Regions from separate parts of the Homo sapiens genome. Here region 2 is linked to region 1. The links are chromatin contacts, found by Hi-C or POLR2A ChIA-PET in ENCODE. All regions are on one chromosome and are shown on one strand. The core of a region is the stretch at or near the end of the contact, and the rest is flanking DNA. Distances in the headings are between cores, read along the strand shown. Region 1 has its middle 89 kb from the start of LINC02273. Region 2 has its middle 58 kb from the start of FBXW7-AS1.

Region 1 (6,465 bases), core at 2,769-5,268:
AATTTTATTCATTTATTGCACAGATGAAAATGGAAGACTAACAGAAATTTTAAAAAACAAAGAACTAAAGAAGAACGAGCCATCTCCCAGAAATTCCACCATCCCAACAAAATCGGCTGTTTCCATTATTTGGTGTCCTCATCAGCCTCTTGCTGGACGCCTATGCAATCGCTCCGGTTCCATTCGGTTCGTCTCGGTGCCTACGGAACAGTCCGAGGAAGCTGGGAGAGACGCAGATCTTTCTCTGTCCTCCTCGGATTCACAGCCATTTTGAAGTTGCTCAATTGGAAGCATTAACCTGCAAGACTGCATCCTGGGAGCCAAGGAGAGGGGCCAGCAGAGCCTTATTAACTTATACTTTCATCATTTTCTTCTGCTGGTCTTTTTGAGAGCACAGCCATGAACCTTGGTAGGGTAGGTCTTTCTTTTAACACCAGAAGGGGAGGATCAAAACTAGCAAAGGTAATTGAGAAAGAAGAAGGAGAAAGAAACCAACTGTAACGTATAAGCAGTTCTGATCTTTCTTAGTATTGAGATCATACGCAGCTGCAATCCTTTCTCCTTCCTACCCCTGGGTGACTCAAACCTCATTATTTAGAAAAATGTATTTTGTAGGCAATTTCAACAGCTAGGACAAGTTCTAAGACAAAGGAAGTATGTGAAACTAGTTGAACCGTGGACGATTGTGCCCTGTTTATTCGTATCTGTTCAATGCATGCCTGAGTTGGGCCACTGCTTACCTTAAGCAGTCTTGTCAGTGTTTAGAGAGTTAAGTTATATGAAGCATAATCGCTTGCTTTTGCCTGCTAAGAGGAAGGTGAAGTGCATTTACTATCGTTATCTGTTTGCAATAAAACCTTTGAGACATTCTTAAAGAAAAATGCAACATGAGAAAAAGTTAAGTTCTTTAGAAAGAAGTCATTTGTCTTTAGCCAAATTCATCTGGGTACGATATGGGTTGCTGCAGACATAAAACTGTCTGGAGTCTGGCTTCAGGGCTTAGAATTATAAAATATTCATGGTATATAATTTTGCATAATTTGTTTAGCTACCAAGACATAATTTAGTTATTTGGTGCATGAATCCTTCAGAAGGTCTAAAGAAGAGAAAAACGGACTTTAAGAAGCTAAATCCAGTTTGATGCAAGATGAACAAATCCTATAGGGCCCTGTGTACTCAAAACACACAAACACATGGTGGTAAACACAGACATCTATCTGCATATAACTAATTCTTCCTACTCATCCTCTGCACTGTTTTACCGGGGCACTTTATGTATATTAGTTACCTAGTTTTGCTTTGCATGTGATTACATATAAGCCCAAAGGAAAAAGCTAGAGAAAGAGCCTTCGATTTCAGCAAGATGCATTTAGATTATAAAACTCCTTGATGGTAAGTTCGTTGAGATAACAAACATGATAATTTATTTATTCAAAGCACAGCAATAGCTTATTTCCGTGTCCAGTACTGTGCCCAGGACTAATGGGTATATGTTAAAAGTGGTTCCTGGCCGGGCATGGTGGCTCACGCCTGTAATTGCAAAGTCCGAGGCGGGTGGATCACTTGAGGTCAGGAGTTCGCGACCAGCCTGGCCAACACAGTGAAACCCTGTCTCTACTAAAAATACAAAAATTAGCTGGGTGTGGTGATGCGTGCCTATAATCCCATCTACTCAGGAGGCTGAGGCACGAGAATCACTTGAACCTGGGAGGCAGAGGTTGCAGTGAGCCGAGATTGCGCCACTGCACTCCAGCCTGGGCGACAGAGCAAGACTCCGTCTTAAAAAATAAATAAATAAATAAATGAAAGTGGTTCTTATCCTGGGGGAGCTTACAGTCCAGTTGAGACAGGATGAATAAACAGAAACAGCTAAATAACAAGCTTGAAGGCATTATTTAAGCAAGTACAAGCCAGCATGGCAGAGCCCTCAAACCAAAACACAGAGGAAATGCAAATAAGGGAAGGTGATTACTCTCCCCACCCTCACTGCCACTGCGCAGGTCAAGGTCCTGTCCTCCGTCTCTGCATCACAGCGACACTCGACGACCTGTCTCCACAGTTGCGGTCTTGTCCCTCCTAACCCATTCTCCATATTAAAACAGTAAAGGATCTCTCTCAAAGCATATCTCACTATAGCGTTTACTTCTTAAAATCCTTAAAATTCAATGGCTTCCCATTGGCCTTAAGAAAAAGCCCAACCCCTTAGCCTGGTATTAATGCAAAGTCCACCCCTGAGTGCCAGGCAGCTTGACGGTTTCCCCTGCAAGCGCCCTTGCTTCTCTCAACCTCACCATTGATCTCTCCACCTGAAACGTTCTCACCTCCTTGTTCGCTTACCTCCAGTTCTTCAGTATCACCTTCGGCTTCCTCCCTTCTGGGAAGTTCTCTAACTCTCCGAGACTAGGCTGGTATTCCCCATGTGGGCCTCATTGCTCCAGAACTTTTCTTAGCCAGTACTCAGAGAGCATTCTCAGTGTCTATAATTGGGAATCAACACAGTGAAGCTCTGAGTCAGACCTTCTGGATCTAAACCCAAGACCCACCACTGACTGGTTTTGTGACCTTCCGGTAAATTACTTACCATCCTTGTCACCATTTTCTCATCCATTAAATGGGAATAATGATGGAACCTACAGCACAGGACTGTTGTGAGGAATGCATGAGGTTTTATATTAGAAGTACTTAGACTACAGCATGGCACATACTCGGCCGTCAGTAATGTTAGCTGCCATTAGGATAAAGTTTGCTGGTTAAAATAATCAGAAAAAATTATTTTAATCAGAACATTAAACCCATAGACATATAAATGCAACGTGTGTGTGTGTGTATATATATATACACACACACACACACACACATAATAAAGTATGTGGTATAATAATGCTAACTATCACTGTGATAATTACTGGTTAGTATCCTCCCAATGCTAAGAACTGCTAGCTCCCCAGCCTTCCCCAGGTCATGGCTCCACAGCACATGTTGAGATTTGACAACACACTGGGGATAAACTGAGCGAGCTGCTGCAGCCAGTCCCCAGGGCTGGTGGGTCACTCCCCAGCTTTGCCTGTCACCCTCCACAGCACACTGGCTGGGAGATCTGTTCTCAACTGGAGAAGGGCAGTGGCTGGGCCTAGCTTAGGGTTGTGTCTCCAGCCCCGGCAAGCACAGCACTTGGTGTGGAGACAATGCTCTGGAACTATTTTGAGAATGAATAAATGAATGAGTGAACAACTGACATGTGTCAGCTTTCTAACAGGAATAGAATTTTAGACAGAGGATAGGAGGAAATGCAGGCTTGCCTTTGCCAGGGGTGAGTGGGGAAGCCAGTCCTGCCTGAGGGAACAGCAGGAAGGGGCCAGGGGCCCAGTGAGCACAGGGGCAGGGACAGGCACCTGCTTCTCTCGTTGTGCACCTTTTGTGTGGTTTGGATTGTTTCCTGTGTGTGCATGTCACTCAAACCCTGCACACAGAATGCCTGGCTGGAGGGGACAGCTGGCCATCAGAGCATTAAAAGCAGGGCAGTAAAAATAGAGACGGGGAAAAGCATAAAGGAAGAACAGTAAAAACAAGAATTCCACATGTAAGCAAAATAGATTTGATTGCAAAATGACTTCCATAAAACCATAGTTTCATATGAATTTTAAAACTAACCTTTTACCGATTATAACAGTAATACATATTCATTGCAGAGAATTTAAGATATGCAGAAAAGCAGACAAAAAATAAAAATCACCCATAATCCCACCACCCAAAATAACCACACTGATGTAGTTTTGCGTCTAGTTTTTTGCTTGTGCACATGTACATTATCGAATATACAATTTTACATCTTTATCCTTTGATTGTCAGGGATAGCCTAGTCCCAGCCCTTGTCTTATATTTAGTTTTATGGCCTGGGGGCCTGGAATTCCAGACAGGTCATTAAAACAGGGACCAGAGATGGGGGAGAGGAAGGGAACTGTCCACTCCTTGCTATATGCCTTTAAAGGCGGGAGACTTGCATCTCCGTTCTGGGGCTATCTGAGGGCTGACTATAAGCCAGAAGCCGCTGATCACTGTGAGCCTCAGAACTATTTCTAGGCAGCCACTTGCTGGCTGCCTGCTGCTGATCCCAGGATGACATGACTTCTACTGCCTGGGCTCACTGGACTCAGCTTGCTTTGGCTGCGTCCCTCAGGTCTGGCTTTCTGGCCACTGGGCTCAACAGTTCAACTTGAATTCAGTACAAGTACAGTATGGGTGGGCTTATGGACCCTTCTCAAGACTCTGGTGAACCAGGGCCTGAACTGGACCACTTGCGAGGTGCATTTGGTGTGTGTGTGGGGTGTGTGTGTGTGTGTGTGTGTGAAAGAGAGAGAGTGTGTTTATGACTGTGTGTGTGTACAAGTGCACATGGAGACTCAGTTTTAGTTCTTGACTGTCTCTGGCCTACAGCCTGGGGTGAATGGAAAGTATCTGCCCTCCCCTGTTCCTGCACAGGCTTCCTGTACAGAAGATCTGATAGAAATGAGACTAGGATTCCAAGCCCAAGACCAGGGTTCACAAAGGTGACTTGATTTCAGAAACGAGAGCACCCAGGTGTCACAACTGGGCCCTAAAGTCTATCTTGGCTCAGCAGCTCTGCTGCTTAACTTCTCATCCCAGAGTGTTGAGTTCCAGCTCCCCAAATCCCACTTGTCTGAGGTCATCATTAGTCCTAGAGCCTGGGCCAGGACTCAGCTCAGGGTGGGAGCCTCAGCGAGAGTCAAGTGATTGCAGGATGATTGAAAGGACAAAGGGTTCTGGGACAGAGAGGAAGGCTGTTCTTAGCAAGAAGAGGTTTTTAGAAATTATAATCCATTTTCCCTCTCAGTGCAAGAATCCCTTCTGTAAATCTCCTGGCAGAAGATCATGTAGTATATACTTGGAGACCCAGTGACAAGGGGCACATGCACTCATTCACCATTGGAGCTATCGGAATGATAGGAAAGTCTTCCATATTTAGCTGAAATGCACTTCTTGGGAGCATCATCCTGGCAGTAGCCCAGAGCAGACCCATGCTGGTGCCCTATGGACAGCTGTGCAGATAGTGCAACGAGCTGCCATCTTCTTTTAGTCCAAGAGCAAGTTTTCCATCTGCTGCTGAGTGGCTCCCTGGCAGAGAGATGGAAGCAGAGTAGTGAGGCCACGATAGATCTGACTCACAGTCTCCTCTTGCTGGGAGCCCAGGGATGGTGTGTTGCCAACTCTGGCCACAGTGGAGTTGAGGGGTTTGCTTTATGGAAAGCAGAGGCAGATGTGGGATAAAGCCTTGACTTAGGAGCCAGGCAGGCCCAGAGAGACCGAACACATTCACCCTTCTGGGCTCTCTGCAGCTCTAATGATTAGGCTCCTGCAAGAACCAGGAGTGACTTCCTTCTCTGAGTCAGGTCTAGTAGTTGGTTTTTTTTCTAATAAGCCATAATTAAGGAATTTCAGGACCTGGAGGTCTGTACGGACCAGGCTTTCTGCCTCTTTATTCTCTAAAGGGGCAGATATCTAAATGGTGAAATTATCTGGAGATTCTTGCTTCTGCCTTCTGCTTATGAGTTAATCTTTTTTTTTAGAAGTCTCAGCAAATTTTAACTACTCTCTCTTTTAGGGGAAGGTAAACGCACAGGTTTTGGTCATAGTGGGACATCAGCTTCAAGGCATCTGAACCCCATTTCACCTTTAAGGCAAAAGTAACTGTGAGATGTGGCATTCAGTTAAAACCCATTACCTCAATTAAAGGTTTTCTGGGCCGATCGCTTTCTGTGGTTTTGTACCAACATTAAACAGCAAACAATTTAGAACTGCAATTTCTCATATCAACTTCAAAAGCACTATATACGCCATTTATTGTAATAACATAAAATTTAGCCTTCAGCGATAGGTGCCTACAAATTTTCATGTGACTTCCGAACAATCGTTAAAAGTTTCAGTTGGTTATTTCCATCACCTTCCATCATCTCCCAAGAAAGAATTAAAACATGCAGTGTCAAGGGAGTTTCAGGACCACACAGAGTAATCTCACTAAAGACCTCCTGGAACTCTACCAAAATCTGACTGTGGATGGGATCATGTTAGAAACCATCATGCCAGCATAAGAAAAGATAATTCTCAGCTAAGAGAAGAAAGAGGCAATGATATTAAAGCTTGGGTGGGCTCATTTTAATGAGAAGAGCCATCAGGAAGACTTGTAGGCCTTTAATAAAAATGCAAAATGCCCAACTTGGCAGTTAAGGAAGATCTACTTGAAGAACTATGGGGGGTTAGAGGCAGAAAGATCATTTGGGAGTTGTACTAGTTAAGGTACAGGTGAAGCAGTTATAACAAAGGAATCCCAACAGACAATGGCTTAGGTAACATAGATGCAGTGTTTTATATCTTGTTTGGTGTGATGGTTGTAAAACTGTAAGGTGTATACCTGTCAAAGCGCAGTGAAGGGGACATCAAGCTCTGCGC
Region 2 (6,223 bases), core at 3,092-5,591, 90 kb before region 1:
GTGATTGAGAGAGAACGGAGGCCTCTGTGTCTGACCCGCCAGAGGGAAGGGCTTTGCGGAGGGCTGCACTTGGGCCTTCTGTGGCCAGGCCCGCTCTTTGCCCTGAGCACCAGCAGCTATGTCTGGGGGGTCAGCCAGGATGACTACATTCAAGTCTGAGGTGACCTGGGCTCTCAGAGGACTTGTGTGCTCCTGGAAGAAGCATTTCACACTCCCTGAGCTTGGCGCCGCCCACCCCACTATTAATAGTGTTTCAGTGTCTCCAATGGGTCTGCACATTCTGGTCCTAGAGGTGACCTCAGATGCTGCCCAAATAGCCCGCTGGTTTTCTAATGGAGGCTTGAGGGGGAGGTCATTATTGGGCTTGTGGATGTTCTAGATAAGCTTTTCTGACCAAATGAACTCCCATCATCACCTTGCCTTTCCTCCCACAACTCCCATCTCATCTTCCATCCCCAGGAACATCACAAGAAAGGGAATTAGAGAAGTTGTACCCCAAGGGGCACAATGCTGATCGTTGTGTAGGAGATGACTGTGTCAATGAAGAGAGTCCACCTCAGAGAAGGACATTTCCCCTTCTGCAGTATTTCTCCAAGTTCAGCCTTTCAACTATTTGCCCCAGACTTCCCGGCATGAAAATGCAGATCCCTGGGCCCCGCCCTAGGCCTAACAAAAGCGAAATCTCTGGGAGTGGACTCTAAAACTGGAGAGCCACTTCCCCACGAACTGGGAAAGGCAAAGAAAGACTGTCCATGTGTTTGGACTATGCAGCATGCAGAGGGTCACCTCTGAACTGAACCGCTCCACTTTAGTGCCCTCGAATCTAAACCAAACTCTGCCATTTGTTGAGTGTCTCCTGTGTGCTAGACACACCCCAATTGCTTTATAGTCTTTATCACAAATCAGCCTCATGATCATCACCCTCCCAGGAAGTTTTTAGCTACTTCAGGAAACTGAGAGTAAGACGTTTCCTTAGAACTCACGTAAGAGTCCTTTCAGATAAACTTGGTGACTGTCAATTATCTCCTGTTCCCTTTCTCCTCTGGCTTTCTCTCTTCTCTCCCTCCCACACCTAAATTTAATTGACTTCCCTTGACCCCGACAGATAAAAGGGGTCTCTGAGGAGAGACTCCCGAGGTGCCCCACGCTGCTGGCCCTGCAGGTCCTGTCTCCTAGGTGCCTTCGCTAAGTGTTTCTCTCAGAGCTCTCACAAGTCAGAGGTCCCATAGTGCATGGCACAGCATGGATTCAGCACAGGGTGGGCTTGCCCTCTACCTGGGCCCTGCGGGAGGGGAGCCCCCAGGCTGCCAAGGCTCTATCTTGCTGCCCGCTTTCAGAACTTACTGCCTCTTACCACCACAACTAACTAGGCTGCCTATGTCAGAGATGGCTGGTGCCCCCTCCCCAGTTGACTGCCTAGCAAAGATGATATATTCTGAGCTCCCTTGAAGCTAGGCTTAGTCCTGTGGGTAAATTCTGGCCACAGGAATGGAAATGATGCATGCGATTTCAGGGCCATGCCTTTCTTCTATTCTGCTCCTGTGGAGTGGATGTGGTGGTGAGCCCTGTGGACCATGGGGGCAAAGTCCTCATCCTAAGAATGACAGAACAACAAGATGGAAGGAGCCTAGAGCCCTGGCGACTTTGCAGAGGAGGGCTGCAGGCAGTGTAGACTTTGGCAGGAGAGAAACAAACATGGATCTGGTTGAAGCCAACTGTGGATTTGGGGTCTCCTTGTTGGAATAAATCACACTGATACCTGAACAAGTGCACTGAGCCTATTAAAACTCTCTCCCAGGAACCTGGAATTACTACTCTGGAGCTCACTGTGGGGGACCAAAAGTTGTTACCACAGTCAGAGACCTGGCCAGCCCAGATAGAAACCTGAGGAAGCAGGGGAAGCTCTTGGTGGAAAGATGAGTGTGAAGTGTGTGGTGAGAAAGATGCAGAGAAGGGACAGCAGGCAGAGGGTGGCTGTCACCATTTTCAATGCCATTCCGGCCCCAGCATGGTTCCTGTAGGGCCTAGATGTGTATCTTGCTGTTGCATGTCATAAATTGCCCTCTGTTCTTTATATTTGAGTTACTGTGACTGAGTTTTTCTTTCTGGCAACCAGGTAAGTTGCAATTAAAATAAAGTGCCCTTTATGACTATATTATATATTATATTACTATGTATTATTGTTATGTCACTATAAACTATATTATTATAGTTCTTTGGGTTTCAGATGTGTATTTTTCTCTACATTTTAATATTTCTGAAAATGGGATGATGCACTTTTTTTTTTTTTGAAGACAGAGTCTCACTCTGTCACCCATGTGTGGTAGCATGATCACAGCTCACTGCAGCCTCCACCTCTTAGGGTCAAGCAATCCTCCTGTCTCAGCCTCCCAAGTAGCTGGGACTACAGGCACAAGTCAGCAATGCTCAGCTAAATTTTTAATTTTTTGTAGAGACAGGTTCTCATTACGTTGCCCACAGTGATCTTGAACTCCTGGCCTCAAGGGATCCTCCTACCTCGGCCTACCAAAGTGCTGGGATTACAGTTTGTGAGCCACCACACCCAGCTGGATGCACTTTTTATCTCACTTGTTACCTTTTATGTTTAGTGTGGTAAATTTTTCCCCCGTCTCTCTCACAACTGTTAGTGAATTCAGGTTCTGTCTTAAGATCAGCTTCCCCCATGGATATGGAAGCTCCCTGAGGGAAGGGTCACAACAGTGCCAGGCACGTAGCAGATGCCCAGTAAATACATAGTAGGATGAATGACCATCAGCCACAGGCATCATGGAATTAGGAAATTATCCACACATGGTGGGGACCACCCCCTCACCATCGCCTATCCCACCTGCTCTGGGCATGGTGATGACGGTGGTGCTGGCCAAGGCAGCCCTGCCTGGCAGTGCATTGCTCCGGGCTCCGTGACTCCAGTGAGAACAAGGCACCAAACCCTTTGGAACTGTGGACACTTGACTCATTTCAGAGTTTATGGTCAAGGGCAGTTGCCTCATATTAGGTGCTGAACACAGGCCAGCCAATGTGCTGAGCTTTTTACAGGCTCCTTCTTCAACATATGTGGATATGAAATAAATCAGATCCAGTAAAAGCTGACACGTCTGAGTGAGGGATGCGGGCTGAGATGGAGACAAGTACCCATGCTAAAGACTGTTCTGGCAGGGGCTGAGCCTAGGGCTGGGGCTGCTCCCCTGGTCCTGTGTGTCCTTCCCCAGCTTGGCTGCAGTTGGAGGCGATGCCCCAGGGGACACTCTCAAGGTCTGGGTGCAGTGGTGAGCATGGGCCTGGGGGGCTGTGTCCTCAGGGAGCTCCCAGCTGTGAAGAAAAGCACCTGTCCTCAGCCTGTGCTCTCAGGCCTGAGAGCTCCAGGTCACCTAACCCTGCAAGTGAACTTCTAGTGACGCCAGATTTGGGCTGGCCTTAGGTGACCTGGGGAGGGGAAGGGGGACTGAACTGTTTTCCCGCCATATGCAGGATAATCAGAAGCCAGTGCAGGGCCCGCCCATACCCTCCGAAGAGACCCACCCTCCTGCCCAGGGCGTATCGGATGTGGGGGAGAAGAGGCCTTCTCAGGCTCACCCCCACGCTGGAGCTAAGGTGGCACTGACAGGGCCAGGGAAGGGCAGTCAGACGGAAGGGAGGAGGCCCTGGGTGGGCAGCACAGAAGAAGCCTCAGGCATCAGCTGCTCTGGCTTTTGCCTGGAAGTGGAGGATGAGTGGAGACACTGGGATTTAGTCATCAGGAGGCCATGGGTGACCGTCAGGAAGGCATTTTTGGGGAGTGGCAAGGGGAGCCCAGATGCGGGGCTGGGAACTTTCCCTGGCAGGAGAAACATTTCCTCAAGAATTGGAAAGAGCTTTGGCCTGAGGAATTCTGGGACAAGCTGGTGTCACCCGAGTGGTGTCACCTGGAGACCCTCCCAAGCCCTGTCATGGGGAGGTTTGCAGCCTGCAGCAGGATTGGGGTGTTGGGGTTTCCCAAGCTGCCCTTAGAGCTGGCCAGGCAGGTTTGCAGAATAATTACAAGGGCCCGATGTGGAGAGTGTTTGCATATGATTTGCACATGAATAGCCTGAGCTTTCTGTTCCCAGGCAATTTTCAAGTTAAATATTAATTGTTGCTGCCCTTAGGGTTTTCATTTCTTGATTCTGCCTTCTCTGTTTCTTCTCACCCACTTGCTGTCAGTGACTCAGATCTCTGCATGGCGGGGGAAGGGAGGGAGATGCCAGGGTGGGAGGCAGGGGCTGGGTGTACAAGGAAGGGAAAGAACGCAGAGGCGGAGCTGGCAGGTGTTGGGGAGATCAGATACCTACTCCATACAAAAGCAATAAGCATGCAAAGCAACAGACCAGCCAGCGCTGCTACAGAAACTTCCCGGAACTCTCCCAGCCCCAGGCAAGGTCCTATCTTTCTTAGTGATGTGGAGAGCTGTGGTCTCTTGGCCCTACCCTAGGCCAGAAGGACAGTGCCATCTACTTCCTGTCAGCCTGCTTTCCAGGCTCACATGGTTCCATCTCCCCTGTCACCAGAGGTCCTGGCCACAGGCAGCATGTAGGTAGGGCAAGGACAAACTGTCCTGGCTAGAGCTGTGCAGTGCAGCAGTTAGCTCACAGGCTCTATGGCCAGCTGTGCCTGGATTTGGATCTTGGCTGTGTGATCTAACTGTGAAGCTTTGGCAACTGACTTACCATCCAAGGGCCTCAGTTTCCTCTTCTGTAAAACAGAGCTACCAGTAGTGCTTGCCTCATGTTGGTGTTGTAGGGTTGAAGCCAGCTAGTGTGTGTGAAGTACTTAGCCTTGGGCCTTCCTGGCATGTAGACTGTGCTCAATGCAACGGAGCTGTAGATAGTCCTAACCCACGAGTGGGCTGCCTGGTCTCAGCTTTGCACAGTGCCAGGCGCCCCTCACCAGCATTTGATCATCCAGCTTCAGCTTGAACATTTCCTGAGGCAAAGGTTCTCTAGCTCTGTTCTCCTGAGGGTTGTTTGTGACACACACATTATAATTATGGTAAAGGGCCTTTGAGAAGGGAACTCAGAGCCTTTCCAGACAGCAACTTCTGTTCTTCACCAACTCTCATTAGGAGGAAGGACTTCCTTGGGCCGCCTCTGAGCTCCACCCTTGCCAATGGACTCAAATCTGTCCTCTGGGGTAGGAAAGCCTGAAACCCCCTCTTCTCTCTGAGAGCTCATCAAAGATTTCAGGATGGCGCTCCTTTCCTGGGTCTCTTCTTCCCAAGCTGTTTAGACCAAACAACTCGCCCTATCCCCAAAACGTGATGGGTTCCTCAGAGTGGTCTTTGCTGAGCCACTGATAGGGAAGAGGATTCCCCCTTGAGGTTCTCTACCTTGGCCCTGGCTGGGTCCAGAGTCCTCCTGAGGGCGTGAATAACAGCTTAATGTTGATGACAGCTACCTCTTGTTGCGTGTGCTGGGCACTGTGCTAAGTGCTGAAATGCAGACTCTCTTTCCATCTTCACACTCTGAGAGGAAGGGTTATGACCATTACCCCCATTTGCTAGCTGTGGGAACTGAGGCTTAGAGGGGCTAAGGAATTTTCCCCAGATAGCTCAACTGTTATGCTGGGAGACAAAGTGTGATCCAGACCACCGGCAGCTGCCTGCTGTGGGGCCACCTCTCTATGAGGATTTCCCCCCCAACCAGGTTGTCTTTTATTTTTCTTCTGTAGGAAGTGAATGGGCTTGACATATGAATCCTAGAATCTGCCTGTCTCGGTATCTGCACTGTGAGCACTATTTGGGTGTGTGCTTAATAATGCAGCCAGTAATGGTCTTTATTTCTTTTGGCTTTCCTTGTCAATATGATGCCTTGAATTTTTCCTGGGTCTCCTGCATCCGTAGGGATGCCCACGCCAATCTCTCTTTTCTACTGCAGTTACCTCACCCCACCACCCGCACCCCAGCCCCACTCCCAGGTGTCTCAGTGCCTCTGAGACAAAAGCACCATTTTCTCCTCACCCACAAGCTCCAAAACACATTTCTCCTCATTCCATATTATCCTCATGCAACCTGCCCACACCTGCTCTCCCTTAGGCCTGCCCTGGGCTGAGTACTTTCAGCAGCCCAGAGGCTGGGTCCCTGACTTCCCAGAGAAATGCAATTTCTGGATGGGCTCTCTGAGTTAGATGGTCTATGAGTTTCCCCATGACAAAGAACCAAGGCCCCACGAGAGATGATAGACAGCCAGTT

What was found. Hi-C counts contacts between places; a loop is a spot of excess contacts on that map. ChIA-PET counts read pairs that join two places held with the same protein, here RNA polymerase II (POLR2A). Pooled maps may share reads with other maps.
Region 2: a loop to region 1 is called in a map with no recorded cell type, with 10 times the contacts of the local background. The contact joins two enhancer-like sites. A Hi-C loop is called at or near these places in 5 of 37 single-sample maps with no recorded cell type and 3 of 50 pooled maps. POLR2A ChIA-PET finds 5 or more read pairs at or near these places in 1 of 52 experiments (H1).

Annotation. Positions count from the first base shown.
Region 1 is chr4:152,186,629-152,193,093 of GRCh38, reverse strand. No RefSeq gene overlaps it. Among named protein-coding and RNA genes, the nearest start is that of LINC02273, 89 kb to the right of the region's middle. Within about 2 kb of position 4,018, at least 2 of the 41 ENCODE cell types and tissues checked have a DNase peak (open chromatin) inside an H3K27ac peak, as active enhancers do.
Region 2 is chr4:152,276,734-152,282,956 of GRCh38, reverse strand. No RefSeq gene overlaps it. Among named protein-coding and RNA genes, the nearest start is that of FBXW7-AS1, 58 kb to the left of the region's middle. Within about 2 kb of position 4,341, at least 2 of the 41 ENCODE cell types and tissues checked have a DNase peak (open chromatin) inside an H3K27ac peak, as active enhancers do.